5 separate regions of the Homo sapiens genome follow, and all the other regions are linked to region 3. Evidence: read pairs that join two places in POLR2A ChIA-PET (ENCODE). Cell type or tissue: HepG2. All regions are shown on one strand. Region 1 has its middle 6.1 kb from the start of CHASERR. Region 2 overlaps CHD2 (chromodomain helicase DNA binding protein 2). Region 3 holds the start of LOC124903558 (a long non-coding RNA gene). Region 4 holds the start of CHASERR (CHD2 adjacent suppressive regulatory RNA). Region 5 has its middle 16 kb from the start of CHASERR.

Evidence for each region. ChIA-PET counts read pairs that join two places held together with the same protein. Peaks named below come from ENCODE experiments on the same cell type or tissue, not always from the same donor. Only the 100,000 strongest peaks of a DNase experiment are listed, where the experiment ranks them.
Region 1: POLR2A ChIA-PET joins it to region 3 with 10 read pairs; 35 of 35 experiments call an interaction of 5 or more read pairs at or near these places.
Region 2: POLR2A ChIA-PET joins it to region 3 with 10 read pairs; 17 of 35 experiments call an interaction of 5 or more read pairs at or near these places.
Region 4: POLR2A ChIA-PET joins it to region 3 with 10 read pairs; 35 of 35 experiments call an interaction of 5 or more read pairs at or near these places.
Region 5: POLR2A ChIA-PET joins it to region 3 with 14 read pairs; 25 of 35 experiments call an interaction of 5 or more read pairs at or near these places.

Annotation. Positions count from the first base shown.
Region 1 is chr15:92,874,281-92,879,280 of GRCh38, forward strand. No RefSeq gene overlaps it. Among named protein-coding and RNA genes, the nearest start is that of CHASERR, 6.1 kb to the right of the region's middle. In HepG2, no CTCF peak of the experiment used is centred here; a DNase peak (open chromatin) is centred at 2,861.
Region 2 is chr15:92,948,063-92,953,062 of GRCh38, forward strand. It overlaps CHD2 (chromodomain helicase DNA binding protein 2), which reads left to right. Exons shown (of 39, transcript NM_001271.4): 13 at 890-1,014. Among named protein-coding and RNA genes, the nearest start is that of MIR3175, 46 kb to the left of the region's middle. RefSeq lists an enhancer at 1,627-2,826. In HepG2, no CTCF peak of the experiment used is centred here; a DNase peak (open chromatin) is centred at 2,059.
Region 3 is chr15:92,806,670-92,811,669 of GRCh38, forward strand. It overlaps LOC124903558 (a long non-coding RNA gene), which reads right to left and starts at 3,215. Exons shown (of 2, transcript XR_007064767.1): 1 at 2,977-3,215; 2 at 1,236-2,340. RefSeq lists enhancers at 2,094-2,944, 2,881-3,000 and a silencer at 2,481-2,720. In HepG2, a CTCF peak has its summit at 2,593 (motif pointing right); DNase peaks (open chromatin) are centred at 1,749, 2,722, 3,508 and 4,118; H3K4me3 peaks cover 3,614 bases.
Region 4 is chr15:92,881,923-92,886,922 of GRCh38, forward strand. CHASERR (CHD2 adjacent suppressive regulatory RNA) reads left to right here and starts at 921. Exons shown (of 6, transcript NR_037601.1): 1 at 921-1,264; 2 at 1,663-1,856; 3 at 3,593-3,662; 4 at 4,247-4,332. RefSeq lists enhancers at 248-337, 763-1,404 and silencers at 648-777, 1,398-1,647. In HepG2, a CTCF peak has its summit at 379; DNase peaks (open chromatin) are centred at 189 and 549; H3K4me3 peaks cover 4,674 bases; H3K27me3 peaks cover 405 bases.
Region 5 is chr15:92,863,898-92,868,897 of GRCh38, forward strand. No RefSeq gene overlaps it. Among named protein-coding and RNA genes, the nearest start is that of CHASERR, 16 kb to the right of the region's middle. In HepG2, no CTCF peak of the experiment used is centred here; no DNase peak of the experiment used is centred here; H3K4me3 peaks cover 448 bases.

The DNA of each region.
Region 1 (5,000 bases), 68 kb after region 3:
GATTACAGGCGTGAGCCACTGCACCTGGCCCTGATTTCAATTATTTTTGGATATATACCCAGAAGTGGGATTGCTGAATCATATTTAGTTCTATTTTGCTTTTTTTTTTTTTTTGATACAGGGTCTCGCTCTGTCACCCAGGCTGGAGTGTAGCGGCATGATATTGGCTTGCTGTAGCCCCCACCTCATGGGCTCAAGCAATCCTTCTACCTCAGCCTCCTGAGTTGCTGGGAACCAGAGATTCCCAGCTGATTTTTGAATTTTTATTTATTTATTCAATAACTTAAACTTTAAAACATTTTTAAATATTTTGTAGAGATGGGGTCTTCCTATGTTGCAAAGGCTGGTCTTGAACTGGGCTCAAGTTATCCTCTCACCTTGGCTTCCCAAAGTGCTGGGATTGTGAGTGTGAGCCACTACAGCTGGCCTATATCTAATTTTTTGAGGAATCTCCATAGTGTTTTCCATAGCTGCTGCAGCATTTTACATTCCCACAATCAGTGTATAAGAGTTCCAATTTCCCCATTTCCTCACCAAGTTACCTTTGTTTTTTTTGAGACGGAGTCTTGCTCTGTTGCCCAGGCTGGAGTGCAGTGGCGCGATCTTGGCTCACTGCAAGCTCCACCTCCCAGGTTCATGCCATTCTCCTGCCTCAGCCTCCCAAGTAGCTGAGACTACAGGCACCCGCCACCACGCCTGTCTAATTTTTTGTATTTTTAGTGGAGACGAGGTTTCACCATGTTAGCCAGGATGGTCTTGATCTCCTGACCTCATGATCCACCCACCTCAGCCTCCCAAAATGCTGGGATTATAGGTGTGAGCCACTGCGCCTGGCCTATTATAAGCATTTCTAAATGTACATAGGAGGCCGAGGCAGGAGCATCACAAGGTCAGGAGTTCGAGACCAGCCTGGCCAACATGGTGAAACCCCGTCTCTACTAAAAATACAAAAAACTAGTTGGGCATGGTGGTGGGCGCCTGTAGTCCCAGCTACTCGGAGGCTAAGGCAAGAGAATGGCGTGAACCCGGGAGGTGGAGCTTGCAGTGAGCCGAGATCGCGCCACTGCACTCCAGCCTGGGCGACAGAGCGAGACTCTGTCTCAAAAAAAAAAAAAAAAAAAAAGTCCATCCTAAAAGGTAGAAGGTAATATCTTACTGTAGTTTTGATTTGCATTTCTCTGATAATGAGGTTGAGCATCTTTTATACACCTGTTGATCATTTGTATGCCTTCTTTGGGGGAAATATCTGTTCATATCCTTTGCCCATTTAAATAATCAGGCCATTTGTCAGGAGAATCACTTGTACCCAGGAGGCGGAAGTTGCAGTGAGCAGAGATGGCGCCACTGCACTCCAGCATGGGTGACAAGAGCAAAACTTTGTCTTTAAAAAAAAAAAAAATCAGGCCATTTGTTATTTTTGCTATGGAGTTGTAGGAATTCTTCCCGTATTTTATTTGTTTATTTATTTATTTAGAGATGGAGTCTCACTCTGTCGCCCAGGTTGGAGTGCAGTGACATGATTTCAACTCACTGTAGCCTCTATCCTGAGTTCAAGCAATTCTCCTGCCTCAGCTTCCCCAGTAGCTGGGACTACAGGTGTGAGCCACTATGCCCAGATAATTTTTGTATTTTTAGTAGAGACGGGGTTTCACCATGTTGGCCAGGCTGATCTTGAACTCCTGGCCTCAAGCAATCCACTTGCCTTGGCCTCCCGAAATGATAGGATGACAGGCATGAGCCATTACACCTGGCTTTTCCTATATTTTGAAAATTAACCCCTTATCGGATATATGCAAATATTTTCTTCCATTCTGTAGATTGCCCTTCCTCCTTCCCTCCTTTCCTTCCTCCCTCCCTCCCTTCCTTACTTTCTTTCTTGACAGTCTTGCTGTGTTGCCAAGGCTGAAGTGCAGTGGTGTGATCTTAGCTCACTGCAAACTCTGCCTCCTGGGTTCAAGCCATTCTCTTTCCTCAGCCACCCAAGTTGCTGTGATTACAGGTACGTGCCACCATGCCTGCACGCCTGTCTAATTTTAGTATTTTTAGTAGAGGGGGGGTTTCATCATGTTGGCTAGGCTGGTCTCAAATTCCTGGCCTCAAGCAGTCCTCCCACCTCAGCCGGGCATGGTGGCATGCGCCTGTAATCCCAACTACTCAGGAGGTTGAGGCAGGAGAATCGCTTGAATCGGGGAGGTGGAGGCTGCCGTGAGCAGAGATCGCGCCACTGCACTCCAGCCTGGGTGACAGAGCAAGACTCCGTCTCAGCTTTGAGTGTGGGATTGGGCCTTGTTGTATTAGCTGAGGCTTCCTCCAAAGAAGAGCCCAAGACAAAGAGTTACATGGCGGTAGCTCATCTGGGAATTGATACAAGGAAGCAGAAACGTGGGAGGGACTGAGGCGGTGAGAAAGGACAGAGAGAAAGCCAATACAATGCTGTGTTACTTAGTTGGCCACCATTTTAGGTGACTTGTGCTGCATTCCATGAGATATTTTGAGTCTTATGAAATGTGTCTCAGAATTGTACACTCGGGATGACAGAGGAAAACGTTTATCCTCAAAGGTGGCCCCAGAGATGTTCCCTAAATTTCTAGGTTGCACGTGCCTAAATGCTGATGTGAGTGGTTCTGCAGACCCACACAATGTCAGAGAAACTTTGAGATTCAGGGCTGAGAGGAGACTTTCCTTTGCCTTCCAAAGCTGTATGGAATTTGATGGAAAGGTGGCTGCAGATGTGGGTGGAGTAAGAGGTGAGACCAAAAGGATTAGAAGCAGTGCACAGAATGTGTCTGATACATGGATCCTGAGCTTCACTGACGGATGACCTTGTTCAACCATTTGTTTGGAAAACCCCAGTGTTAGCCTCTGTTCATCATTCCTCTAGGCTGATAACATTCCTCAGAGAAAAGTCTTCCGGCTGGGCGTGGTTGTGCAAACCTATAATCCCCTCTACTCAGGAGGCTGAGGCAGGATAATCGCTTGAATCCAGGAGGAGGAGGTTGCAGAGAGCCAAGATCACGCCAGTGCACTCCAGCCTGGGCAACACAGCAAGACTATCTCAAAAAAAAAAAAAAAAAAAAAAAGTCTTCCACTCTCCTACCTGGAAGACAGAAGTCACTTTGCCAGAAATCTGAGAGCCAGATGGAGCAAGACTGCTGGAGTCTCTGCATTCACTGTGCATCTGGCCTCTGGACCTCCCCATTTCTTTATTTCCTGTACCCTCAGCAAGCCTGACATCCTCCAAGTCAGAGACTTTCTAGAAGATAAACCTCCAGGTTTTTTTTTGCTGGAAGCACAGAGGGGATCTAGGGATCTCACTGCTCCTTAAATTGCTTTCGCTCAGTTCTCCTTATTTTAGCCTTCTCCTCCACCCTCAGTCCCAACGGTCCCTGGTTCTGGCAGTTTCTGAGCCTTTTGAGGTTTTTCCAGTGTAAGTTGGGTTGGATCTCAGCTTTCTCATGTCTGCTAAATCAGTTACCACTCATCCATCTATTTTTCAGCTTCTAAAATTGTGTTGCTCTTTTCTCCTCTCCTGTTCTCCTTTCCTTATGGTTTTACGACTTAAAAAAAGAAAGAAAAGGAATAGAAAAGAAAATCTGTTTAGTGCAGTTTTGGGATAGAGCAAAATTAGTAGCATGCATGCTATCTGCCATCTTAGCCTGGAATCCACCCATAGATATACACATAGCTAGCTGCCTCCTTTGTGCCCTTCCTGCCTCAACTTAAATATTACTTCCTCAGATCAGTCTTCCCTGACCACTCAACCAAAATTTGGCTCCCATCGTCACAGCACTTATTACTACTGGGTATTTTCTTTTTTTTTTTTTTGAGATGGAGTCTCACTCTGTTGCCTAAGCTGGAGGGCAGTGGTGTGATCTGGCTCACTGCAACTTCCACCTCCCAGGTTCAAGTGATTCTTCTGTCTCAGGCTCCTCAGTATCTGGGACTACAGGCTTGCGCCACCATGCCCGGCTATAGGTATTTTCTTGTGTATTGCCTTTCCCCCCCTCTAGAATATAAACTCCATGAGAACAGGTACTCCATCTCTTTTGTCCATGCTATAACCTCAGCTCCTAAAATAGTACCTGGCACATGAAAGAAACTCAATAATTGTGCTTGGCAATGATATTTTGAGAATCAAATGATCTTCAATGCTGTGTGCGACATAACCTGTGCAAAGCAAAGAAGGACTACCACACGTGAAGGAGCAGAGGGTATACCGAGCATAAGACAGAGCCTGCGTTCAAGTTCTGCAGAGTATGAGGAGCAAGAGAAGCTGCAAAGAGCAGGAGCAGAACAGCAGGAATCTGGAAACGCCTGCACTTGAAAACCGTGTCCTTGGTTTGAGTCAAGGTCATCCTAGGTTTCTGCTGCGCCTCCAAGATAAGCTCAGCTGACAATCTAAAGGAGACACCCCAAAGCAAAAGGGGACAGGGAGGAAGGGAAGCAGGGGGAAAGGCAGACCTTGCTGGCGTTTCTGCCTCTCCTTTAATTGCTATTAGAGGAGTGGAAGGCAGAAGAAGGAAAATAAACCTGTGAAGCTTCGGGGAAGCAGGGAGGACTGTGGAAAGCCCTGTTCTATTGCTGAGCTGTGTGAAGTCATGTGACATTTGGAGTGGAAGCTGCTGTCTCCCATTCTATGTACCAGGAGTCCTTATTATCAGCCAGGTGCACCTTAGATGACGTTCACAGCCCTGGAGGTACTGAGTTTCCTGTGACCTTCACTTCATTTTAAAAAATTACAAGTGTTTACTGTAACTAATTCAGGCAATGCAGATTCTTATGCAGTAAATAAAAAAGTTAACCTTTCTTTCCAGTAGTGTCAGCTTTTAGCTCAGCAGATTGTTTAGTTTCTTTGCTTTTTTCCTTCTATCTTGCCTTCCCTCCTAAAGATCAGCACTTTGGGAGGTTGAGGTGGGAGTGTTGCTTGAGGCCAGCAGTTTGTGATGAGCCTGAGCAACAAAGCAAGACCTTGTCTCTACAGTAAAAAAAAAAAAATTAGC
Region 2 (5,000 bases), 140 kb after region 3:
AAACTGATTTGGCCACAGAATCCACATTTTATGCAAACCATAGAGACTGACCTCACTAGAATGCTATCCTTTAAGCTTCTGGGGGTGAAAACAACCTTCCCTTCAGAAGCTTGTTTCTGAAGGGAAAACCAAATTCACGCAATTAAAGGGTTTAAGGTAGATGGGCGGCATTTCTGAATTTACAAATCCTGTTATGGTGAAGATCAACTGTATTTAGCATATGACAGCTGGAGGCAATGTTTTGTACTCTTTAGAATCAGATAACAGAAAGATAGTTGTTTCTGAAAAATAGGAGACTCTGACTGCCATATAATAGACAAGACCTAAAGTGCTATTTAATGATGTTCATAGATTTATTTCAGGAAAGGGGCAAGTTAACTAAAAATATTTTATTTGAGGATGAACTAACTCTGGCTTATGGAATATTAACCATGAAGAAAGGGGTGATGGAGTGAGGTGGTGATTCACACACATGAAATTTAAGTTTTTGGCCAGGCGCGGTGGCTCACGCCTGTAATCCCAGCACTCTGGGAGGCCGAGGTGGGCAGATCACGAGGTCAGGAGATCGAGACCATCCTGGCTAGCATGGTGAAACCCCATCTCTACTAAAAATACAAAAATAGCCAGGCGTGGGTGGTGGCGGGCGCCTGTATGTAGTCCCAGCTACTTGGGAGGCTGAGGCAGGAGAATGGCGTGAACCCGGGAGGCAGAGCTTGCAGTGAGCCGAGATTGGGCCACTGCACTCCAGCCTGGGTGACAGAGCAAGACTCCGTCTCAAAAAAAGAAATTTGAGTTTTTATGCTTTGATGCCGAATATGTGAATTGTGGCTAGCGTTTTAACATAGTAGCAGTAAGAACATTTTCTCAGACTTGGGCTTTTGTTTTTCAGGCCCTGAAGCAGAGACCACGATTTGTAGCTTTAAAGAAACAACCTGCATATTTAGGAGGGGAGAATCTGGAACTTCGAGATTATCAGCTAGAAGGTCTAAACTGGCTAGCTCATTCCTGGTGCAAGTAGGTAGAAAAATATGAGTGCAATTTTCCTTACTGTTTCTGGCTTCTTTATTGTTAGATGTCAAGAATTTTTTTTTTCTTTTTTCACACCCTTATTGTATCTCAACCAAGAAATCTTTATGCTGCATATTACAGAAATAAAAGATGATTGAGAGAAATGCTTCCTGGGAGTTTTTATGTATGTGTAATACCATTTTATTCTGATCTAAAGAATACTTTATTTCATTATTTGGTGGGTAATTTGTCATAGCCAGAAACCTGTATCATCATATGTTACTCATGAGTGTATATAGCAAGTTAAGTCACTCAAATCTTTAATGTGGAAGGAGTTACTCAGAAGAAAGAAGAAGATGTCTTTTTCACATGTATTTTCTTTCTAGGCCAGGGAAGCCTTTAAATTAATTTCCTACAGTAGTGCTGTAGAGAGTGTGATTCCCCTCCCTTCACTCCACTCCCTACCTATATAGTCTGTAGGATTATCCTGTTCAGAGGAAGGTTGAACCTGTGAAAGTATCCTTTTTATAAGACCACGTTAATCTTGGGGGGGTGAAAAAAAGATGAGACAGTGATAGCACTGGAGGTTTAAAGGTACTTTTGGGAAGTACTTACAAATTTCCTTCACCAATTTCAAGTAGTTCCTAATTACTAAGTGCTAGGTGTTAGAAACAAATGCTTGTTCCTCGGTGCTGAAAAGAACTAGTGCTCAAGGAATTTTCTCAGCAAGGCAATTTTACTTTCTGCAGAAAGGGTGCTTCTTGGAAGCCTAATTGTCATGAGAGCACACCGAACAAAGAAAAGCAGAGGTTTTTATCCCTGACTCATTGGGTTCTTACTGCTGCGTCCTGTCTCCATTGGCTGGAGCTGGACCGCACAATCTAGACTGATTCCGATTGGCTAAAAGCTTAAAACTTTCCTAAATAGATAAACGCGCAGTGGAAAACAAAGGAAGGGGGTTGTTTACAGGAAATTAGGAGAATAATAACATTTCCAAATAAGGAAGGGGTGTAGGCTGTAAGCTGGGAAATGCCTGGGCACGTTCGGACATGTCTGAGCAGGTTATAGTCCAGAACAAATAACCTGGTTAAAGTACAAGGACATAGAATGTACTTATTCCCTTACTATATTTAACAGCCACATAGGGCTTAACAAAGAGTTATTAGCAAAAAGCAAGGGAGCTTGAAGGAAGTTAATTTCTAAAAGAAACTGTTATTTCTAACACTTGTTATTTATTCTTTAACAAAAAGGGAAACTTTGAAGAGGAACTTTTTACTTTTCACATGCGGATCCATTAGTCCTCGAGAATTTAACAGTGAACCTATATAGATGTATTTTGCTGTCCTTACAGAACATGCAGTGTAAGAAGTACCTTTAATGCCAACCTACACACTTCTTTCCCGAAGTACCCAATTAAGTGCAAATGCTTAATGTCTTTAGTGTTTTATAGTAAAGCAAAAAATCCTTATTTAGAATTAGAAGTACAGGCCTGTGCAACATGGCAAAACCCCATCTTTACCAAAAAATACAAAAATTAGCTGGACATGGTGGCATGCTTATGTAGTCTCAGCTACTTGGGGGCTGAGGTGGGAGGATCGCTTGAGTCCAGGAGGCCAAGGTTGCAGTGAGCCATTTTCGCACCATTGCACTCCAGCCTGGGTGACAAAGTGAAACTTCACCTTAAAAAAAAAAAAAAGGACAGCTTAAAAAATATTTTTCCCCTCATTGCTGAAAGGAAGCTTTCTAGTTATAGAGATGCATTTACAGTGACTTTTTCCCAAGTGAACCATCTCCTACTTTTTATCTGATAAAATCTAGTACAATATTTAATACTCAGTTGTGAAAATTAGGTGTCTTGAGAAGATTGAGAATGTGGGTTTGATATAATGATTCTGAATTGCTTAAAAATGATTTTTCCTTTTAGAGGTTAGTGGGACCTAATTCATCTAAATGACAGTTAATAAAAGTTAGATGAACTTTAATTGTGATCTAATCCTCTCATTTTATAATTGAAGACTCTTAGGAACAAAGGTGCCGTGTACCCATCCAGAGTCACATGGTGTTTTGTGTACAGTCCTTGGCCAGCATTTTTTAGACTTTTTATTTTTTAGTTTTTTTGAGACTGAGTTTTGCTCTGTTGCCCAGGCTGGAGCGCAGTGGCATGATCTTGGCTCACTGCAACCTCCGATTCCCAGGTTCACGTGATTCTCCTGCCTCAGGCTCTTGAGTAGCTGGGATTACACGCACGCACCACCATGCCTGGCTAATTTTTGTATTTTTAGTAGAGACGGGGTTTCACCATGTTGGCCAAGCTGGTCTTGAACTCCTGACCTCAAGTGATCTGCCTGCCTTGGCCTCCCAAAGTGCTGGGATTACAGCCATGAGCCACCGTGCCTGGCCAGCATTTTTTTACTTTAAACCAAAGGAATAAAAATCAGTTGAAAAGGGCTCAAGCACCTGTTAAGCCCTGGTCACAGGAATGTTACTACATTACATAATGTGCTATTTTGGTCTGGTTCCAGAAAAACAGGTGAATCAATTCAAACCTACTGTAGTCTGTATATGTAGACAATGGCATTTTCTAGGGGCAGGAAATACTGGAGAAACTTAACTGTGCTTCCTCCTGAATAGTATTGAAAAGTGAGGGAAATAAGAAGGAAATTACTCAAAGGAATATACTACATCGTTTAAACTGTGTAGAAAATTAGGTGTACCTGAGATGTATAGGGGTATGGCTTCATCATTCTCCCTTTCCCAAGTGTGATCTTCTTTGTTTCTGTATTTTACCCTTTAAACTAGCTAGTTTGTAGAACACAGAAGGTATTTTTAGAAATTATGTCTTTTTGGTGAATTAAATGTCTTGTTTTTTGAATCAGTTAGGTTGCCTTTAACTCATAAATTACTTTTAGTTCTTTCTGATTTGCTGATTAAGCACATATTATATATACGTGCAAACTTTCAGTGTCCTTATTTTCCAGAACCTTTTTATAATGTTTGCAATCTGATGTCTTACATGTAATCCTAATTTCCTGCCAAAATGACTGTATTCTGTTTCCCAAATATATTTTCCTAACTCTGGCTGTTTCTTCAATTTTAAATGTTTTTCTTAGATATTCTTTTTCCATTAATATCCTGTTGAAATCTAGCCCATTTTGTAGAGTAGTGTTTCTCAAACTGTGGTTTTAAGGTAGTGCTTCCCAACCTTTTTGGCACTAGGGACTGGTTTCGTGGAAGACAATTTTTCCACAGGCTGGGGAGGAGGGAGGGGGATGGTTTCTGGATGATTCAAGCACATTACATTTATTGTGCACTTTATTTCTATTATTATTACATTATACTATATAATGTAGAATCAGTGGGAGCCCTGAGTTTGTTTTTCTGCAACTGGACGGTCCCATCTGGGGGTGATGGGAGACAGCAACAGATCACCAGGCATTAGGTTCTCATAAGGAGTGTGCAACGTAGATCCCTCACATGTGTAGTTCATAGTGGGGTTCATGCTCCTATGAGAATCTAATGCCGTTGCTGATCTGACAGGAGGCGGAGCTCAGGCACTAATGCCAGCAATGGGGAGCGGCTGAAAATACATATGAAGCTTCCCTCCCTCACCCGCTGCTCACCTTCTGCTGTGCAGCTGGGTTCCCGAGTGGGGAATCCTGGTCTGGTCTAAGGAATACCTGAGTCAGAATCTCCAAAGGTGTTTGTCAGCCCTTTTCCATATATTGTTTAGTATATCTAGGGTGGGGTCCACAAGTATGATCTGTAGCCTACCCCTGCTTTAGACCAAAGTGTATTTAAAACAAGCCCCATGCACCTATACATGTAGGTCTAGGAAATAGTGTGGGTGGCATTAAACAACCCAGTGGCCTGCAGTGGAATGGGGTGGGCCAGCCACAGGATTCACCAGCGGTGCTGATAGCTTTCTCTATTGATGGAGTCTAAGGTTACATGCTTGTCTTCACTTTTTACAAAGCCTGTCTTCTCTGTGATAA
Region 3 (5,000 bases):
TTTTGAGACGGAGTCTCCCTCTGTTGCCCAGGCTGCAGTGCAGTGGCGCAATCTCGGCTCACTGCAACCTCTGCCTCCCGTTCAAGTGGTTCTCCTGCCTCAGCCTCCCGAGTAGCTGGGACTACAAGCATGCGCCACCATGCCTGGCTAATTTTCTTTTTTTTTTTTTTTTTTTTTTTTTTTTTGGTATTTTTAGTAGAGAGGCGGTTTCACCACGTTAGCCAGGCTGGTCTGAAACTCCTGACCTCTGGCAATCCGCCCGCCTCAGCCTTCCGAAGTGCTGGGAGCCACGGTGCCCGGCCCTCACAGGCTTGAGCCACCGCACCCGGCCTTTAGAGTATATTTTAAAAATAGAGATAGGGGTCTACGTTGCCCACGCTGGTCTCAAACTCCTGAAATCAAGCGATCCTCCCACCTCGGCCTCTCAAAGCGCTGGAATTACAGGCTTGAGCCACTACGCCTAGCCCAGCATACTTTTCAACTGTTCAGTTTTACCTGGAACAAGTAATAGGTTCACATGGTCCAAATTCATAAGTTACTAAATTTTTTTTTTTTATTGAGAGGGAGTCTCGCTCTGTTGCCCAGGCTAGAGTGCAGTGGCGCCATCTCGGCTCACTGCAACCTCCACCTCCCGGGTTCAAGAGATTCTCCTGCCTCAGCCTCCCGAGCTGCTGGGACTACAGGCGCGTGCCACCACGCCCAGCTAATTTTTGTATTTTTAGTAGAGACGGGGTTTCACCATGTTGGCCAGGATGATCTCAATTTCTTTTTTTTTTTATTCAGACGGAGTCTCGCTCTGTTGCCCAGGCTGGAGTGCAGTTGCGCGATCTCGGCTCACTGCAGTCTCCGCCTCCCAGGTTCACGCCATTCTCCTGCCTCAGCCTCCAGGACTACAAGCACCCGCCACCACTCCCGGCTAATTTTTTGTATTTTTAGTAAAGACAGGGTTTCGCCGTGTTAGCCAGGATGGTCTCGATCTCCTGACCTCGTAATCCGCCCGCCTCGGCCTCCCAAAGTGCTGGGATTACAGGCGTGAGCCACCGCGCGCGGCCTCGATCTCTTGATCTTGTGATCCGCCCGCTTCGGCCTCCCAAAGTGCTGGCATTACAAACGTGAGCCACCGCGCCCGGCCACAAGTTACTAAATCTTACCAAAAAAAAAAAAAATCCCAACTCAGTCACCCTAGCAACCTACATCCTTCTCTCCCCGGAGGTAAAACTATGTTAACACCTGAATATTCTTCCAGAGATATTTTATGCATACATGGTACAAGCAAAAGGCACATACAATCGTATCATTTTACATAAATATTGGCACTCTAAATTCATGGAAAGTTTGAGCTACAGTTTCCTCTTCTATAAAAGAGTGGTAGGGAGGATTACATCACAGAATTATGCAAAATGCCATGGAATCAGCACTCAATAAAGACAAGTCTCCCTTTCCTTACCCTGAGAAGGGCTGTGAGGGAAAGGGGTCTTCAGTGTGCCTCGGAATCACCTTGCTGCCTAGTAATCACAGCTTCTCGGGCCCCACCCGCCACCGTCCTCAGAATTTCCCATTTAGAAGGTCCGGGATAGACTCCTAACACTGGCATTTCCAACGAGCTCCCCGACATTGGAGATGCTGCCTGGCTGGAGGACTATCTGAGAACCTCAATGTCTAGTGGAAACTTACGTGCCCTCGATTCCAACCAGGCTCTACCCCATGAACAAATTACTCTTGCTGAGCGCCAGTGTGAGTAGAAAGAGCTTCCATATCAAAGGCTGCTAGGAGGATTACCTAAGATAACGCAGGCCTTGCTCAAGACAAACGTTCAGGAAATCAAAATCGGTTTGGAGATGAAATGGGAAAGACAAGAGCAGCTCCAAGGAGAGAAGAACGTCCAGAAAACCAAGAAATAGGACTGGTAAAGGGTGCTGACCAGGTCCCTGGAGCTGCACCCCGCCCCGTGCGCCTCCCCAGCCCCCCGGCCGCACCGTGCCCACCCCGCGCTCGTCGTCCCCCTCGCCCCCAGCGCCACCCTGCACTGCGGACCCGGGACCGCCTGGGAAACGCCCTGGTCTGACATGGCTTGGGGCTCTGGGCAGAAGCCAGGTCTGAAAACCAAGGTTGGGGCCTCATGTGTTAGTCTGGAAGCACCAAGCACCGCATACCAAAATACCTCGAGGCAACCGTATGGCTTTTTTTTTTTTAATTAAGTTGTTCCCGGGCGGTGGCTCACGCCCGTAATCCCAGCATGTTGGGAGGCTGAGGCGGGCGCGTCCCTTGAGCACGGAAGCTGAGGCTGCAGAAGGCTGTGGTCGCGCCACTGCACTCCGGCCTGGGGGACAGAGTGAGCCCCTGTCTCAAAAATATAAAACAAAATAAAAAATTAATAATTAAATTAAATGTGTGTAAACATGTAGGTGACCTTCTAGCCCTCGGTGAACCAGACTAAAAAACGCTCCCGCACTAGGCGTGGTGCCCGGAGCGGCCCCGCCCTCGGAGCACGCTTGTGCGCCAAGGCTGGTGGCGGAACGCGGACGTGCTGCAGGCAGGGAATGAAATGGCGGAGGAAGGCGGGGCAGGGCGCGGCCGGAGCTCCGCGGCCAGCCGCCAGGGGGCAGCCGCGCGTCTGCGTCCCGCGGGCGGCTAGAACCAGTCCTGCCGGAAGTTGGGGCGGTGCCTTCGCTTCCGCGGAGCCGTGCCACGTGGCCGGCCCGGAGGGACAGGGGAAAACAACAAGATGGCGGCAGCCGGGGGCGGGGTCAGCCCGGCGTCCCTGAGGCTGCGAGCCCCTTAAAGGGCCGCGTTCGAGGAGCCGGGCGAGATGAACTGAGTGGTTTTACCCAGCCGTGGGGGCTGTTCGACTGAACATGGGCCTGGGCGGGGACAACCGCGCCAAGCGGACGCGCCCTCCGCCTGGTCGGAGTTCATCGACCCAGGCCCTGCGGGGAATCCCGCGGCGCAGTTCCGCAAAGCTGCCAGCGTGCTTACCAGTCGGGGCCCGTTTCTTTTGTCTCTGCGTTTGCTGCTCCGTGCAAACAAGGAGGACAGAAAACTCTTTATCGTGGCGTTTTCTTCCTGAGCGAGAGATTAGGTTGCTGCAAATCCAACGAGGCGAGTCCTCTTGGATCGAATTAATGCATTGGCTCTTCCCTTCGCAACAGCTTTGATGACCGTTTCCCGCCTTTGTGCAAAGCGTTAGAACAAACCCTACCTTCCTCCAAACGAAGGAGAAAAATCTCAATGATCTGGGTTTTAAAGTACCTTCCCCGCCCTGTCCAAATGCTGGAATTTTTTTTTTTTTTTTTTTTGACGGTAGATGGGAGCTGCCCTAGGACCTTGAATGTGTGCTAAAATCTGAAATTCTGTTAATTTATATCAGCCACCTTGGACACCTTTTCAGGAAATAAACATTTAGACATCGGTCGCTGTGTATTACAAAATGCAAGAAATAAAGCACAATCGTCAAGTGCTGAAGGCCCACAGCTTCCCCTTCGTGTCCACGGATCTAGTGCTGAAAGACAAACCCTTTGACTCCGCCGGGGCAGTTGGTCCAGGGTCCATTTTCATTTCTCACCGTTTTTGTTTTACATGAGTTTGAGATGCAAAAGAGCCGGTGTGGGTAAAAATAGTTAACCCCAGCTACTCAGAGTGTGATGGTATATTTAGAATAAAGGAGACATTTGTCCTTGGTTTTATTTATAAATGTGTCATCTTACATTTGGGATTCGGATTCTCTCATGCTTGCTAAGAAATTTGTGAGGCCACTGGCATGTTTCTGAAATGTGACCTTTTTCTTGCTTATTTAAAACAAAATAGTAATACTTGCCTCCCAAAGGTTTGGGAGGTTAATGTAATCAAAAAAAAAAAAAAAAGCCTGAATGTAATAAGGCTTCCAATGGAGGGCACACGACAGTGACAGCTGGGGAAAAGACATTATTTTCTTCATGAAGAGATCCCTTATGGTTTCTTCGGGCTGGTAGGGATTTTTAACACCTGTGCTGTGATCAAAATTGTATTACTATTAATGGTATAATGGTGTAATGTGAAGGGGGGCGGCGGAGGGCGTGGTCAAGCCTTCTATTATAAGGCTTAAGGGTGGATTTTTGACCCAATCAGAGGTTTAAGAGAATTTTCCTTTAGCCACTCCTTTGTGTATCCATGCCCTCTGAGGCTTCACTTCAGACTCGTCCATCGTTTGGCAAAGAAGCGGTGGAAAGAGTTTCTAAAGAATCCTTTAATCTAGAAAGGTCAGGAACCCTCCCTCCCCTCAGTCTGAGAAAAGAATGCAACTTTCCTTCATAGCATTTCCTCCAAAGGACCCTGCCCCATTTGTGTCCTTATAGTTTGCAGTGACTACCTCCTTTTTTGTCTCATTTTGTATATATGGTTCAGATAAAATATCGGACAACTTTTTCTGCAAATGCCATTGGCATACCGGAGCACAAGCTTCAGAGTACAGCCTCAGGTCTTAAGTTGTCTCCAGACTTTCATTAACATAGGCTTCCTGTTACAAAAGAGAAAATGTATTTTAAATTTTAAAATACCTTATTCTAAGAACTTCAGTTAAAAAAAAAAGAAAAAATTTAAAAGAACCCATACTCTAATAATGCAGTCACTCGTTCTTAGACTAGACTTAAGTTTGTTTTGGGGGGATTATACTGTGTGTACAATTTGTTATCTTGTTTACTTAACGTTTGGAAATTACTGTTATATTTCATATTACTGAAGCAAATTGTGCTCAACAGAAAACATGAAAAATACAAAGAAAATCACCCAAAATGTGACTACCAAGAAATAACCACTATTAAGCTAATCATCTGTACAACTGTATTTGTCTTAAAATAATACTAGACATAGTTTTATAACCTACATTTTGTATTTACGTATAATGTACTTTTTTATATCAGTAAGAATTTTCATGAGTTTTACAGTCTGCACAGTATTCCAGCAGATGAGTATGCCGTAGTTAACCATTAACAGTTCTCTTATTGGACACCAGATTTGTTAAATAG
Region 4 (5,000 bases), 75 kb after region 3:
GACAGCTCACAAGACACTAGACATTCTTTTAGGCTCTCAGGTAAATGCGCAACAGGCAGTCTACAAATCCACAAATAAATCGCATCTCAACTCGGATACTGGGGCTAGGGAATGTGCTGATGGTAAAACCATTGGTCCTGACTGTGTGACCTTCATGGAAGGCCTGGGTGCTTAGAACAAATATTTTGAGGATATGGCTGCTTGCCCAAGGGCTGTGGGCCTGTATCTTGTTTGCTCATCATCCTGTCAGTCATTTTTTTCTTTCCCTTTTTTTAAAGACAAAATCTGAACCTAGAAACACCGAAGCCAGAGCTTTTTCTAGACGCGAATCCACTATTTGTGCGACCCTGCACTAACCATTCTAGCCTGGCCTAGACCATACCAGGAACCCTCCAGCTAGCCTGGAGGGGTCCGCACTGCGGGGAAAAAAGCAACAGCTCAGCTCCAACCCCAAAGGTTCCATCACCAGCCAATCGTGGCCCGGGGCTTCTCAAGAAAACCAGAAACGCCTACGGACAGTGAATGGCACTAAGGCCAGCCTATCCGCACGAAGGAGGCGGAAGGGGTGGTGTTGAAATTAACCAATAGAATGGAAGAAGTTGTTGTTGGGAGGGAGGAAGACGCCAGCTAACGTGCGTGAGGCCGCTCCCGGATAGGGGATGCAGGAAGCTCGTGGAGCCAATGGCCGCGGCGGGCGGGCGGCGGCGCGCGTGCGCGTTGGCCCCCGGGCCTGCGGGCGGGAGGCGGGGATGGTGGGGGAGGGGAGCGGGCTGGAGCGCGGCGGAGCTCCTGCCGCCGCCGCAGCCGCTGCCGCCGCAGCGAAGAGGCCATGTTGTGTGGTGTGTGGGGCGGGGGGAGGAGGAGGAGGGAGTAAAGCCTAGAGAGGAGACGGGAGAGAGACACCACACACACGGCACAAGATGGCCGGAGAGGCAGCAGCACCCCGAGCTGTCAGGCGTTCCGCCGCGGCCGCGAGGCCCGCCGGCCGGCGGGGAGCTACGCCCGGACGGCCAGCAGGCCCGCGGGAGTGGGGCTGCCGCGGCTGAGGCGAGGCGGGCCGCGCGCGTCGGCGTCACAGCCCGCGGCAGAGGCGCCCAGGGCGGCCGGGCCCACGACGCCGAAAGCGCCGCTGCGGTTGCCGCCTCGGAGGCTCCCCCGGGCCCCGGCGGCTGGACCCGGCGCGGGCGGGAGGCTCGGGCGGGCGGTCCGGCCCGGGACTCGGGTTTGGGCGACCAGGAGGTGCCGGTGGCCGCGCTCGGACCCGGTGAGTGGCTCCCTAGCTCCTTTTATTGTCCTTTGTCCTTGGGAGGAAAAGCAAAATGTCCTTGAGCGCGCGAGCAGGAGGGGGCGGCGGGCCGGGCCTCGCCGCTCGGCTCTTCTCGCACTGCCCCTCCGTGGTCGGGGGCCGGCTCTCGCCGGCGGGATGCGCCTCGGTGCCCTGGGCCCGAGTCGTAGGGTCCTGGGGTAGGGGGCACGCGGGGCCCCGCTGCAGAGCCCGCGGGCGGCAGGTGGGCGGGGGGCAGCCTCGTCGCCGGGACTGGATCCGCCGGGAAAGGGGCGGCGGGTGAATGCCGGCGAGAGCCCGAAGGGGATCGGGCGTGGAGAGCCCCTTTCTGTCCTGGTGAGTTATTTTGATATTTAGGGTAAAAAAATCCCTTTCAGGTTCTCCAACGGAGGAGCTTTTTAACCTCTTTCCGGTGAGGTGGGAACTCATCTTCATGATCGAATTTAAAAGAACAATGGAACCCTGACTACGTTTCAACAAAAATAAAACTTGTTTTTTTCCCTCCTATTGGGTGTTGGCTTTTAACTCTTTCAAAGCCGATTTTGAAACGGCTGCAGTGATACATGCGAAGGTACTTGCTGCTTATTAAACCTTTATGACGTTAAGGTTGTCTTTGAAAAATGCAAGTTGGAGGAGTGCTTCTGGTATTTCAGAATTACGAAGACAAGTTTACTGTGTCGTCAAGGCTGTTTAATGGAAATAGATTTGATAATTACGGTGCTAGCTAGCTGATGACGTTTGGTTAATGTAGTTTATTTTACCGAGTAATGACGCCAAGATCATTTGATCTCCTGATATTTAAATATGATTAAATACACTGTTTGGTACTTTTTAAAAAGGTCTCAAGGAGCCGTTATCTGCAACTTCTCACACCTGAATGTTAGAACGTACTTGGGTCAATTCCTAGTCTTTAAAAGTTCATAATTTAATTATTTTTAAGAATTTATATTATCACAAGCCATGATCGAAAAACTTTCACAAAAGAACATTCTGACACCAAATCTCTTCCTGAAGTTACTTTCTCGTAATGTAAATATGAATAAAGTAGGACTGCTCTCGGTAATGGGCGATGAAGAGGAGCCATATTTGTTGCATTTGTTGCATGTATAAAAATCTAGATATGCTTAAAACGGAACAGTATTTTAAAAGTACAGGTTTCATAAAATTTAGTAGAGTTCTCTGTATAGTCTCTAATCTTAGAAAAATGTTGGAAGGGTAATTTTTAAGTGTAGTGGTTTGAAGAACAAACCAGAAGCGCACAAACCTTTGTGTATTTTAGAATATATTTGTCTTCATTCTGCGGAGCTCTTGTGTTGTAAAGGTGCAGAACTACGTAAAAATAGTGTTGGGCAGACTTACATAGTACATCTGAAATCAGATACTGGTTTATTCGACCATATTTCTAAGGGCATTTTTCCAGTAAAATTGTTTTATTTTTTGAGTAGCCTTCCTATAGTGGTACATGTTACATCAGTTGCGCATATCTTGATTTTACAGAATCTGTCTTAAGTACCAATTTTGGTTTTTCAAATCAATGTTTCTGAAATTTTTGAACACTGAAAGTGGTTTTAAATGAATATTCTGAATCTAGTTCTTTAGAATCCTCTTTGAATTGTGAAATGCAAAATAATTGTTAGCAGTTTAACCTGAAAGATCTTTTTACATGATAAATGGGGGAGGAGAAAGACTGAAATGAAAATGTTGAAGACCCTGATTTGAAATTGAGTGTAAAGGTCTAGATACTGTAAGTTTTAGAGTAGCTTTAGAGACAAAGCTAGTATCCCACTTGGTGAGATCAAGTAACTTGTGGTTTAAAATTTAAAGTAACCAGTGGCCATTTTAACTTCACTAATTTCTCTTGGAGGAGCTAATTTTTAATTGCTCATGATTGTAAAACATACTTCCGGATGGTAAGGGAGATGTTAAGATGATTTGTCTTGAAGAATGGTAAACTTTTTCTTTGTTTATTGCCTGTCATAAAAAGAGGGAAAGTAAAAAAAAAAAGGTTCATAATCTTAAATCAGTCCAAAAATTTGAATTTTCTGTATTTCTGTTTAATTCAATGCGTTAATCTTTAGCATTGGTCAATACAGCCAAAAGATGAGGAAAACAAAGACTGATAGATACTAAGATAAGAAATAACTGCAACCATAAATGTATACAGGTTATGTGTCCATGAGCCATCTCTTCAGTTTGCCCATAGATTTTTGTCTGTGGAATATTTTCTTGTTTCATCACACTGAATCGTTGGCCAAGAAATGCTTGAAAATCAAAACATTAATATCATCTTTCTTCTTTTTTTTAAAGGTGACTTAAGAGATTAAAATTAATTTGGTTGCTGTTGGTTCTGAACAAATAATGAGTTCTTTTATTTGAGGTAAGAGTGGGTTAATTTTTATTGTTTTGACAAAAATTAGCTTATTAGGCTTTTGTTTTATCTTTAATAATTTACATTTCAATTAATGAATGGGTATCATTTTTAAAAGTTGTGATTATGAATATGAGTAAACTATCAAATAATTTGACAAAAGCCTTTAAGCCTTTTCACTGCAGGAAAGATTAAAAGTATATACGCATAGCCATTGTAACTTAATGTACCCTTTGAATAGTTTAAAATACTGAAGGTCCTTTAAGCCTTTGTTTAATTTTGGGAACAAGAGAAGACTGATTAGATTTTGAGGAAAACCATGAACCAAAGATAGCTTTTTTTTTCTGTTTAACTCTGTATATTGTGCAAACAATTTTAATCTTTTAAGTATTTAAAGAAATAAGCTTATTGGAGAATTTGAACTAGTTTGCTATTCATACTGATAGATTTTAGGGAAGAACATTTAAAAAATCAGGTTTTGAGCATAGATTTTAGTTTCTTTTTTGTAATTAAAAAGTTTAAAAACACTTATTTTTACTTGCTATTGTTTGCTTCATAATTAAGTTTAGAATCTTATTTGTTTTCACCAAAAGGTATGCCATTTTGAAGACTGAGACGTTGGAGTTTTATCCTAGAGGATAAAGGAAATCTTTGGGAAAGTCAGTATTTTATATAGCAAGTAAGTAAATGTTTTTACCCAACATCTGCAATTGAATAGTTACCAACATTTAAGTAGAAAAATACCATTAAAGTTTGTTAATGAAACAAACTGTAGACTACTTATCACTGAAAGGATGAGAAAACCATCAAATTTCTTTGCCTGACATTGAAAACACTTCTATTACTATCAAGACAGTCGATGCATGTAATTTATATTGGAGCAGGAAGACATTTAGTACTTCTTAATAAAATGGTGCTTTAGGATTGTGGTTAAATCTGCAGTAAAGTCATCAAGATTATGTTTTTACAAATCTGGTATATACAGTCTTAAGCCTTTTTTTTTTTTTTTTTTTGATTGTACAAATCACATTTTAGGAATGGTCTGGAATTTTGCATTTGCTGATCGTAGGATTCTTAACAACATTTCAAAAACTAAATAGACACTTTCATATCTTAGGCATTTAATAGATTTAAAATACTCATTTTAATTGTTTTCATGAGTTTTCAAACAGGTCCAAAAATGTGTTGTTTTCTAGGAAATGAGAGTTAATGCATCTAAAGAGTCCTCTAATTTAATTGCTTAGTAATTGCTTTTAAAGCATGAAAGATAGAGATAATTTTCACGCGCAGTAGGTATTGGGCCCCCAGCATACCATGTATATCACACTTTAAAATCTTAAAGCTAGA
Region 5 (5,000 bases), 57 kb after region 3:
AGGCTGCAGTGAGCTGAGATCATGCCACCATGCCACTGCACTCCAGCCCAGGCGACAGTGGGAGACTTCGTCTCAAAAAAAAAAAAAAAAAAAAAAAAGAAAAGAAAATGGAAAGAAGACGAAGAATGGCCTAAAATTAAAATTAATGACTGAAGTTTCTGTCTTAAGAACAATGTCAACCTAAGGAGGTATGTAGAAGGAAGAAAATAATAAGGATGGAGTAGTAATCAATGAAATAGAAAACAAACAAGAGAGACAATTAACAAAGTTAAATTTGGAACCTTGAGAAGATCAACAAAGTTGATAAAGCCCTGGCTAGACTGATCCATAAAATAGATGAGAAAATATAAATGAAAGATGTGTCATCAGTACAGATCCTACAGACATTAAAAGCATAGTAAGATTCAACTGAAAGAAGGGAGAGAGAGGGAGGGATGACTGAGTGGCTAACTTTGATTCATGTGCTGGCATAAAGTGGGGAAATATGACTGTCACTGAACAGTCTCCAAAGAGGCAGGATTTTCCCTATAGCAAATTCAAGTGAATGGATGCTTGAGTGGCCAATGCCTCAAATACCCACTACAGACATGCAAACTGGTAATGACATACACTGAAATAAGGTGAGAATAAAGGTATATACAAAGTGTATGTCTTTGACAACTGTGTTCTTTCACTCTTGAGACAGAGGGTAGGGAAAAAGCTGACCTCACGTTGGAGCAGGCAGTCTTTGTTTTAAAGACAATGTGTGCAGTGAGCTGTGATCACATCACTGCATTCAAGCCTGGGTGACACAGCAAGACCCTGTCTCCAAAAATAAAAATTAAAATTAAAAAAATAAAGGCAATGTGGAGCAGGCACTGACTGATGCAGGTACTTTGGACCATAATCACAAAGTATGTTACCTCAATGATGAGACAGAGTCTCACTCTGTCACCGAGGCTGAGTTTGCCTCACTGCAAACTCAGCCTCCTGGGTTCAAGCAATCTTCCTCTCAAGTAGCTGGGCTAACAAGCACGCACCGCCATGCCTGGCTAATTTTTGTATTTTTAGTACAGACGGGGTTTCACCATCTTGGTCAGGCTGTTCTTGGACTCCTGACCTCAAGTGATCTACCCGCCTCAGCCTCCCAAAGTGCTGGGATTACAGGTATGAGCCACTGTCCCCGGCCTCAGTGATCCTTTCATTTTGCATTGTATATGGCACCTGCTTATGAAAGCAGCAAAAACAAACCCCAAAATTCTAGGGTGAAAAAATATCAACACAGGAAAGTTGAAAAGAATTATATTACGCTCCACATATGCAGTTTAAAACTTTCTCCAAATATTAGAAAAGGTTTTGGAACCCTGGTTCATAAACTTTGAAAACCTTTGGTCATTTTAAATAAACCAAAGAAGCAAAACCAGATTGCCTCCAAAAGTAAACTTTTTACCATCGCTGATCTTAACTGCTACAACAACAAGAAAAGAAATACCTAAAATAGGTAACAAGAATAACACTGTTTTTTTTTTTTTTCTTTTTCTTTTGAGACGGAATTTTGTTCTGTCACCCAGGCTGGAGTGCGGTGGCTCAGTCTTGGCTCACTGCAAGCTCTGCCTCCCGGGTTCATGCCATTTTCCTGCTTCAGCCTCCCGAGTAGCTGGGACTACAGGTGCCCCCCACCATGCCCAGCTAATTTTTTTGTATTTTTAGTAGAGATGGGGTTTCACCGTGTTAGCCAGGATCGTCTCGATCTCCTGACCTTGTGATCTGCCCTCCTCGGCCTCCCAAAGTGCTGGGATTACAGGTGTGAGGCACCGCAAAGAATAACACTGCTTTAATGAAACACCAGTGAAATGTCACAAATAAATTACCTAATTGTGCAAGAAACAAGTAAATTAATGCTACAAGAAGGCTTTAGGAGGACCCTTAATTACCAGTCCACAATCTATACTTCATTTTATTAAATTTATGTATTAATTTTATTAATACATAAAATTATTTATTATTTTATTTTATTTTATTTTTTTTAGAGATGGAGTCTCACTCTGTCACCAAGAGTGATCTTGGCTCACTGGCATGATCTCGGCTCACTGCAACTTCTGTCTCAAGTGATTTTCCTGCCTCAGCCTCCTAAGTAGCTGGGATTATAGGCATGTGCTACCATACCTGGCTAATTTTTGTATTTTTAATAGAGATGGGGTTTCGCCATGTTGGCCATGCTGGTCTCGAATCCCTAACCTCAGGTGATGCACCCACCTCAGCCTCCCAAAGTGCTGGGATTACAGGCATGAGCCACCGTGCCCAGCCCACGATCTGTACTTTAAAACTTGATATGGTGTGAGTATAATGATTACACAAAAGTAATGCAATTGTTAAGAAACAAATGGAGGAGGTGTTGGCCCACTTAAAGTTATGCTTTTTTCCTGGGCAAAAGCCTACAATCTGGGAATAGTTAATTCAGGCCTAAAATACATCAGCTGAGCTCACTGGTCATATAAACTTTGTTTGTGTGTTTGTTTGTTTATTTGAGACAGAATCTCTCGGTGTCACCCAGGCTGGAGTGCAGTGGCATGATCTCGGCTCACTGCAGCCTTCACTTCCCAGGTTCAAGTGATTTTCCTGCCTCAGCCTTCTGAGTAGCTGGGATTACAGGCACCCATCACCACACCTGCCTAATTTTTGTATTTTTAGTAAAGACAGGGTTTCACCATGTTGACCCTGCTGGTCTCGAACTCCTGGCCTCAAATGATCTGCCCACCTCGGCCTCCTTTGTGAGCCAGTGCACCCGGCCAGGTCATAAAAACCTTGTAAAGGATATTGTGTTAGGCCATACTTGCCTTGCTATAAAGGAATACATGAGACTGGGTAATTTAGAAAGAAAAGAAGTTTAATTGGCTCACAGTTCTGCAGGCTGTACAATCATGGCACCAGCATCTGGCTGGCGTCTGGGGAGGCCTCAAGGAGCTTTTATTCATGGTGGAATGTGAAGCGGGAGTGGCCCCATCACAAGGTCAGAGCAGGAAGAAGAGGGAGAGTTGGGGGAGAGGTACCACACACTTCTAAACAACCAGATCTCCTGAGAACTCACTCACCATTGCAAGGACAGCACCAAATCATGAGAGATCCACCCCCATGATTCAATCACCTCCCACCAAGCCCCATCTCCAAAACTGGGGATTGCAATTCAACATGAGATTTAGAGGGTTCAGGATCTAAGAAATATATCAGCTATAATATAATCTCTCTCTCTCTCTCTCTCTCTCTCTCTCTCTTCGGGTATATATCCCATTTCTGTGTCCCAGAGAGGTGGAAGTAGTGGTCGGGGCCACTGTGCTAGCATAGACTTGCTCCAGCGTCAGTCAGTACCGTGGAGCTGCATAGATCTGGGTGTGTTGGTTGTCCCAGGGTTTCTGGTTTGTGAACGTTACCATCCTGTCTGATTCAGGAGCTCACAGATCAAGCTAGATTTGCTAATCCCTGCTCAAAGAGTGAGCTGGAAGAAAAACTATTGCTAATTATTATCTCCTTTTGCATATATAGCAAAATGTTCTTTTAAAAATGTTCTTTCCTACATTATCTCATTTGACCCTCATATTTAACTGCCCTGCAAAGAATGGGGCAGATATAATCATCCATATTGTGAGACTGGGAGAGTTGTGAAGGTGAGGCTCGGGGAGTCCAAGTCTCTAAGCTTGTAAATGGCAGAGCTGAAGTCAGAGCCAAAGCTCCTGGTTACCAGTCCCCTTTCTCAGATTCTATAGATACTAGCAGGGCTGGGGTTAGGATGAAGCAACTGAGGCACCAAAAAACTCAATAATCAAAACAAATAATATTTCCATGTAATATTTTTAAAGGTTAAAATAATGTCAATATATCTCTGATGAACAAAGTATCACATTTTAATTTTATTTATTTATTATTATTATTATTTTTTGAGATGGAGTCTCGCTCTGTAGCCCAGGCTGGAGTGCAATGGGGTGATCTCGGCTCACTGTAACCTCCGCCTCCTGGGTTCAAGTGATTCTCCTGCCTCAGCCTCCCGAGTAGCTGGGATTACAGGCGCGTGCCACCACGCCAGGCTAATTTTTGTATTTTTAGTACAGAAGGGATTTTGCCATGTTGGTCAGGTGGGTCTCAGACTCCTGACCTTGTGATCTGCCAGCCTCGGCCTCCCAAAGTGCTGGGATTACAGGCGTGAGCCACTGCGCCCGGCCTTACTTATATTTTTTGAGACAGGGTCTCACTCTGTCGTCCAGGGTGCAGCACCGTGGCGCAATCAGGGCTCACAGCAGCCTTGACCTCCTGGGCTCAAGTGATCCTCCTGCCTCAGATCTCCATGAATAGCTGGAACCACAGGTGCACACCACCAGGCTGGGATAAGTTTTTGTATTTTTAGTAGAGATGGGGTTTCGCCATGTTGGCCAGGCTGATCTCGAACACCTGGACCCAAGTGATCCGCCCGCCTTGGCCTCCCAAAGTGCTGAGATTACAGGTGTGAGCCACAGTGCACAGCCAAATATTTAAAATTAAAGACCCATGGCTTGCTTGTTTTGTGACCCTGCAATTTTTTTTTTTTTTTTTTTTTTTTGAGACAGAGTCTCGCTCCGTCACCCAGGCTGGAGTGCAGTGGCGCAGTCTCGGCTCACTGCAAGCTCCGCCTCCCGAGTTCACGCCATTCTCCTGCCTCAGCCTCTCCGAGTAGCTGGGACTTACAGGCGCTCGACACCACGCCCGGCTAATTTTTTTGTATTTTTAGTAGAGACGGGGTTTCACCGTGGTCTCGATCTTCTGACCTCGTGATCTGCCCGCCTCGGCCTCCCAAAGTGCTGGGATTACAAGCATGAGCCACCGCGCCCGGCCGTGACCCTGCAATATTTTGCAACAGGAACAGTCTTTTTCAATTGGCCTGTAGTTCCCAGGCCAGGCAGTCCATCTCATTTGCTGCCAAGTGGGTTTTTGATGGTTGACAATGGTGTACAAACAGATTGGACAATGTGGAGCTTTCTATATAATCTTTATTT